Regions from separate parts of the Homo sapiens genome. Here region 2 is linked to region 1. Evidence: chromatin contacts called from ENCODE Hi-C or POLR2A ChIA-PET data. All regions are on one chromosome and are shown on one strand. Each heading gives the region's core, a stretch centred on a gene start or an enhancer-like site at or near the end of the contact. The rest is flanking DNA. Distances are from core to core; before and after follow the strand shown.

Region 1 (3,525 bases), core at 695-3,194:
CAGTTAACTGAGCTTCTTAACTGTTTTGAGAATGTTGCTACTAAGCAAAAAACAGTGACAGGCACGGTAGATACATTCTTACCAGTCTTCAAGCAGTGCCTCTACCTTCATAAAGTAGGATAATCTATAATGATTTAAATGGTAATAAGAAACTAGGTAAATATTTTAGAGTCCCCAGTCATACATCTTATACTCCAGCCATATCAAATGTCTTACTTTCTTTAAACCAGCCTAGCCTATTTATGGCCACTAAGGGTTTGAATGCTGTTACCTTCCCTATCTGAAATGTCTTCTCCTCTCCAGGGTATGGAGCACTGTTACCCAGTCTTCAAAACCAGCTCAAAAAAAAATTTTTTTTTTCTAGAAGATATCCCTTAGCCAAGTTAGGAATTTTTTCATGGGGGAGGAGGTGTCTCACAAAATTGATTTCTTTCCTCTTAGAGAATTCATCACATTATATCATAACTAAGTGAGCACATGTCACCTCTCCCCATTCCCACCACTTACCTCCCCCCAGAACTTAAGTTTAACTGGGGCAGGAGCCGTGTCTTAGTTCTCTGTTTGTCCCTAGAATAGGTCTGAAAGGTAGTAAGCTCTCAATAGGTATTGAAGAATGAGTTGAGAACGCAGCTGAAGGCAGGTTAGTGATGGGATTGGAGACAGCAGAGGTCCTGTTGGTAAATTCACCAAAGTTCATAGAGCAGGAAGGCCTTAGGAAAGCTCTCATCTCTTCACAGCATATTAAGTGATACCTAAGATATAAGTAAGCTGTATGTTTGTGGCTGTGAAGTTTTGAAGACTATTGTATTCAGCATAATGGAAAGAACTTTCTATAATTTCTTAGAAAAACAAAGGCAAGGAAACAATTCCTGAACAAACTAACAAAAAGAAACAAGTTTACTGTGTGAAGTCTCAGATAAGAATGAATCTCCATCAGTGGATTCTGGGTGAATTTAAACTTCCAAGTTTCCAACATACAGGAATAAAATATTTAGAAGACAGAAAAAGTTATAACTGTAAAATGGAGTAGTGATAAGTACCTCACAAACATGAAAGAATTATAATCTCTATTTTCTGTCTTTTTAAAGAAAGTGTGCATATGCCTCTATCTTGTATAATTAAAATCTCTATTTTCTGTCTTTTTAAAGAAAGTGTGCATATGCCTCTACCTTGTATAATTAATGTAATGATATGAAAAGCTACCACTTCTAACTTCTCGTAGTTGACAAGATGAGGAGGCATCCAGAGGGCTGGAAAAAGCTCATGGTTACCTCACAGATTCTGGGAACAGAGCTCTCTAATCTGTATGACTTCACACACATTGGACTTGAGTCTGAAGAGAAGCCCAAGATAATTTCACAAGAGATGAAATTTCGAATTTTTTTCAGAAGGGAAAGTAAAACATCATCCATGTCTGGCAAGAATGCTGAGGCAGATACAGCATGTGTTTATGAACACGGGAATGATGACTTACGCATGTTTGGAGAAAGAAGAAGTATATTTATTTTTCTTTGCAATCATCTCTATGTATTTTTGAGGTACAGGAACACACATTTGAGAGCCCTGACACAGAAGGGCAGAAAAAAAAGGAAAAAAAGAAAAGAAAAAAGAAAGACAAGACAAGACATCAAAAGGAAAGCAAAACTATACCATGTTGTCCTTGGAGGTGTAAGATGAGAGAATCTGAATGTGAAGAGACCAGTGGACTGAGTTACCCACTGGGAGACATGGGCTTTGCACTCTGTCTGGTTTAGTCATTCTAACTAGTACTGAGGCAGACAGAACTGGAGAGGAAAGACGGCAGGCCTTATATTCATAAACCCACTCTGGGAAGACAGCTGCAAAGGCTGCTGGTTCATCAGAGGACACAGTAAGAGCAGGTTTGGCAGAAGTGGCATTTGTGCTGCTGACAGTTCTGCTGTGCTCTGTGCTTTGCAAGGCTCCGAGGGACGCAGGACAAAAGGGCATTGATGATCTCTTGGCATAGTGTGAATGACAGAAAGTTGCGTGTGGGGCCAACAGGCGGATAGAATGAATGGCATCATTTAGAGCCAGAAGTCAAGCAGAAGGGATAGGGCGGGAACATTTTCATTTCTGTGTTCCATCCACACAGTCCCTAGAATTGTTCCCAACACACTTGGGAACTCGGTCAATATTAATTAGGAAGAAGGCAGAAACATACTTAGAAGCATGAAGTATCATTGAAAAAGACTGAATGTAGGCAGCAAGAGATGGAAAAAAACTTGACAAGGTATACTTACTTTGAAAGTTGGGGTCAAATCCTTAAGCTTTCAACTCATTTGCAAAGCAGAAGCTGAGATTCTTGAATAAATTCTCTGTTTTAAAACCTTAAACAGACAGGATTGAGTCAGTGGCTTCAGCAAGTAACATATTTTCTTTGCTTGTTTGTTTTCTAAAGGAAGAAAAGATAAGGTCCCGAACTTCAGACATTGCTGAAATTCTGTTATTAGTGAATCAGGGGCTTGAAAGGCAAGAAGCTCATTAGTGGCTTCTGTGGAGAAGTCTGGGGCACTCCATGCTAGAAGGAAATGGAAAAGCTGCCAGTTAACAGCAGGAACATCTAAATCATCACACTTAGGAGGAGAACTGGAAAAACAAGACAGTATTTTACCCTCCACAGAAAAATAATAGGGAAAGAAAGCCTTCATTGAGTATATATACGAAATGTCTTAAGTCAGGCTGCTAAATAAACAGCTGCTGTTGATGAAGGCAAGAAGATAAACAGGCATTCTTAATGGCCAGAAGGTTAGAGAGCATCAGCTGTGGGGTAGAGGGCACTTGCCATTCCTGATCACCAAGTCAAACATACCTCAGGCAATACTGACTCAGAAACCAGCATCTGGTTGCCCCTCATTCTGTGGCAAATACTAGGTTCAGTCTATTACAATATCTCATAGCTTGGTGGCCTGGGTCATATCAACCAACCAACTAATATTTTTAAACATTGACCATATGCAAAATACTATGCTCATCACTGCCGGGAGTGTCACGGGGGGGGTGGGGTGGGCGTGGGGCGGGAAGGGGATCACTGATTCATCTTTCCTTTTTTTTTTTTTTTGAGATGGAGTCTCACTCTCTCACTCAGGCTGGAGTGCACTGGCATGATCTCAGCCTCACTGCAACCTCTGCCTCCTGGGTTCAAGCAATTCTCTGCCTCAGCCTCCCAAGTAGCTGGGATTACAGGAGCCTGCCACCACACGAGGCTAATTTTTGTATTTTTAGTAGAGACAGGGTTTCACCACCTTGGCCAGACTGGTCTTGAACTCCAAACCTCATGATCCACCTGCCTCAGCCTCCCAAAGTGCTGGGACCACAGGCGTGAGCCACTGCGCCTGGCCGCATCCTTCCTTTTAAAGCATGTCCCATGTACTTGCAGAAACAGGATCTAAACACAAAAAAGCATACAAGCATTGTGGTTCCCAGAATAGCATCGAATGGCCAAATGATAATAAATATTCCAGGGGTTGAAAGGAGGGCAAGATTGCCAGGATATGAGGTGTTTAA
Region 2 (3,525 bases), core at 613-3,112, 120 kb after region 1:
TTATGGCTTTGATGGTGGTGCTGGTTTTATGGATGTATACTTATCCCCAAACTCGTCAAGATGCATATATTAAATGTATACAGCTATTTATATGTCAATTACACCTAAATAAGTTGGTCTTTTTAAAAAAGAAATTAAGTAAACAGAAAAGATGCAGTCTCTACTTGATAAAATTGCCACATACTATGTTTTATGGGAAAGGGGAAAAAAGCCCTTTAAGTTGACAGAATGCATACCAAGGTAATACAGGAAAACATTTGAAAAATAGGATTTTCATAATGTTTTACAAAAGGAGAGTTAACACTGAAAATTGTGCAAGCTCTCTTCTTTTGAAATATGAGGTAGAACAATTTTTCTTTTCATTTGAATAGTCTCTAGGACTATTTAACACCATATCATGTTTTCAAACAGCTATTCAGGCAATTGAGGCCTCTACAGAAGTAATTCAGGTTAAATGAGGTCATAAGTGTGGAGCCCTGTTCCAATAGGATTAGTGTCCTTATAAGAGACACCAAGGAGCTCTCTCCCTCTTCACAAGCTCACAAAGAGGTTCTGTGAGTACACAGCCAGAAAGCAGCCACTAAGAGAAGAGGCCTCAGGATAAAACCTACTTTGCCAACATCTTGATCCTGGGCTCCTGAGACTCTCAAAACGTTAGGAATAAAATCTGTTGTTTAAGCCACCCAGGCTGTGGTATTTTGTTATGATAGTTTTAGCAGACCAAAACAGGGCTGTTCACATCTCCACTTACCCATTCATAGTTTCTCTCCAAGGTTGTATTTCCTAGATAACTAGATAAAGAGGATTCCATCACCACACTGGTTCTAATTCTAAATGTTTATCCTACAAATATGATCTTATTTTTATAATCTTATAAAGTTATAGACCCATTATCTGTAAGAAAACTATATACATGTTGCAGAAAAAGGATCAAATACCAAAGAGTCATTTCAGCAAGTAACTAACCTGCCATGTAATCCAACTTTGCCAGCATATGAGAAAGCAGGTTTAATTTGGGAGTAGAGGAATAGAGCCACTAGGAAGGACTGGATCAGGGCCTCTACCAGACACTGTGAAGAATCTTTGTGTGAATTGAAAAAGGCAATCCTTCCTTGAGTTAAAAAAAAAAAGGATAATTTATTATTATACAACCAGACCCAGGGTACATGGTCATTCTGGTGTGGGGAAAATAGGAATGTAGGCAGCCACCCCACTTGGCATCATTAGGTAATCCCAGCCAACAGGGATGATGAGTGGTTATCTCATGTCATTATTTCTCTTGGTCAAAATTAGTCTCATTTTGGGTTCATCATATTGAATGATGATTCTAAAAGGCTCTGTGGAAAGAGAATCTCCTCTACTGCTCATGGAGAATACTATTCATCCTTTCTAGTTACTCCATGCCAAATCAATTCTGGTTCAAGACCAAAGCTAATATTAGAAGAAAAAAAGTTTTCAAGTGTTTGTTTATTTTAAAAGAACAAAATCTACTCTAGGGAATAGTGGAAAGTGTAATCCTTCTTCCCACAGGGGTGTGGTAGGGGGTGTTATGTGAGGCCAGGCCTAAGAGAAAAGACAAGGAAAGGTTGTTTTTTTTCCCTCATTTTCAGACTAGCCATCTGTGACTTAAAAATAAAAAGAAGGAAAGAAAAAGTCTTGGAGAATCTTGGCTTCCCCTTTGCCAATATATTTGAGAGTTCACTTTCTGTTCAGAATGTGAAAGGGACATAATTATTTCCACATCTGACTAATATGCACTTATTTGTGAAGGGCCATAATCCCGTAACCCATCTGGATCAGGGTCTTGGTTGTATTGAAAGTCAAAAAATGAGGGCTGTTTTCATCCTGGCTCCTCTTCTGACTGAGTCACCATGTCCTTGGGCAAGTTATTTCCTCTCTGTGTACCCGCTTTTAAAAACAGAGAGATAATAGTGTTCCTGACCTCCTTACCTCACTGGGATGTTGTCAGCATTAACAAGCAATAGACTCATATTTTTAGAGTAGACAGAAAGAAAATTGCTTAAATTTTAAAATATTATTTTTTTCTTCCCATAGATCTATTTTGTTCATCTTAAAGTTCCAAAATGGATCACAGGGGACAAATCTTTGGAGTCTTTCCAGTTTTCTTAAGAAAAATATGAAGACCAATGACATTAATTTATTTTGGGGGAGTTTTTACAGACAGTAAGTTACCAAACAAATAAAAATCATGGGATGAACTATTAAGAAAAAATAATCACAGTGTAGTAAAAATAGCACTGAATTGAGAGTTGAGAAAAAAAATCTCGGTTCTAGGTTTTGATTACTAACTTATTTAAGTCAAGTTATACTTCTCTAAGCCTCAGTTTACAGATTCAAAAAATGAGAGCCTATGATAATAATAGTTATCAGGTCTAGGGTACTGAATTTAACAAGATTCAAATAATATATGTAAATACTCGTTACAATTATAAAACACTGTGCAAATACTAGATTTTGTTGCTACTGTGAGCATACCAGCCCATCTCTGTGGTTACCACAGCATCACCTCATTGCTTCAAGGACAGTGGTTACACCAATTTACTTGGACATGAAAAGAGTGTCCAGCATGTTCCACATAATTAGAGCTCCTACCCAGCCATTTTTCACTTTGACGGGGAAAAAAAGGAAGGGAAGGGCTGTGTTCCATGTTTAGGACACCCTTTGATTCAGATATAAAATGAGAGCTTTGAGGCTGAGGTGATGGGTCTGTGCTGACTCAGGAAATGAACTGTCTTCTTCCAAGGAGCCTTAAGTTCTACCCATTTCAGGGTGTGTCAGCAGAGACACAGAAAGTCAATATTCCATACAGTAAGGTTTGAAGCACTGCTGATCTACTCAAGGACTGAAGGAAAGGACGGTGGAAGAAGGCTTCCAATATTTTCCAACATTGGATGGCAAGAAAGCAGCTTTGCTAGATGACAGCTACAGTCCCCTCCAACCCTGCAGCTCAATCAGTCTATGAATCAGCAAACCATAAAAATAATTAAGGAAGTACACATAGTCTCCTTGACTCCTTTGTCCTTTTTTTGGTGACACAGCCATTCTGAGTCAGTTCAGAAATAACCTGGGTTTTCAGTTTACCAGAGTCTGTCAACCTTTCTCGGCCACTCCAAGCCATCCTTATAATACTTTGTTCTTTACAGACCACCCCTCTCAATTCTGCCCTTAATGATCTTCTTATATCATTGTATATTTTTCTATCAGGATCTGCCTTAACAACCAGATTGTAAAGTCTTTGGGTGCACAAAGGCATCACACTTCTGGCTTTTCATGGCACTTTGTAATCTTAATTCTCTGAGGTTCATACTTGTTGATGAAATCAATCATTCCAGGGTCACTCTTTGTGTGTTTTTGCCTTTGTTTCACTGGTCCTTGAACATCATGCCCCACGTCACAGCATTTCCTTCTGATGCTTTGTTCTGAATTTCCATTCCTGTTTACGCTGCCACTCCAGAAAACTTAAGTACCATCCAAAGACCATGTTCACAAATGTCTAATGGGAAG

Evidence for each region. Hi-C counts contacts between places; a loop is a spot of excess contacts on that map. ChIA-PET counts read pairs that join two places held with the same protein, here RNA polymerase II (POLR2A). Pooled maps may share reads with other maps.
Region 2: a map of cardiac septum shows a loop between it and region 1 (3-fold over the local background). The contact joins two enhancer-like sites. A Hi-C loop is called at or near these places in 6 of 168 maps with a recorded cell type or tissue (Right ventricle myocardium inferior, cardiac septum, gastrocnemius medialis and 3 more), 1 of 37 single-sample maps with no recorded cell type and 6 of 50 pooled maps. POLR2A ChIA-PET finds 5 or more read pairs at or near these places in 1 of 52 experiments (WTC11).

The regions. Positions count from the first base shown.
Region 1 is chr6:81,893,152-81,896,676 of GRCh38, forward strand. All of the region lies in intron 3 of LINC02542 (long intergenic non-protein coding RNA 2542), which reads right to left. Among named protein-coding and RNA genes, the nearest start is that of LINC01526, 81 kb to the left of the region's middle. Within about 2 kb of position 1,945, at least 13 of the 41 ENCODE cell types and tissues checked have a DNase peak (open chromatin) inside an H3K27ac peak, as active enhancers do.
Region 2 is chr6:82,012,234-82,015,758 of GRCh38, forward strand. All of the region lies in intron 3 of LINC02542 (long intergenic non-protein coding RNA 2542), which reads right to left. Among named protein-coding and RNA genes, the nearest start is that of LINC02542, 88 kb to the right of the region's middle. Within about 2 kb of position 1,863, at least 5 of the 41 ENCODE cell types and tissues checked have a DNase peak (open chromatin) inside an H3K27ac peak, as active enhancers do.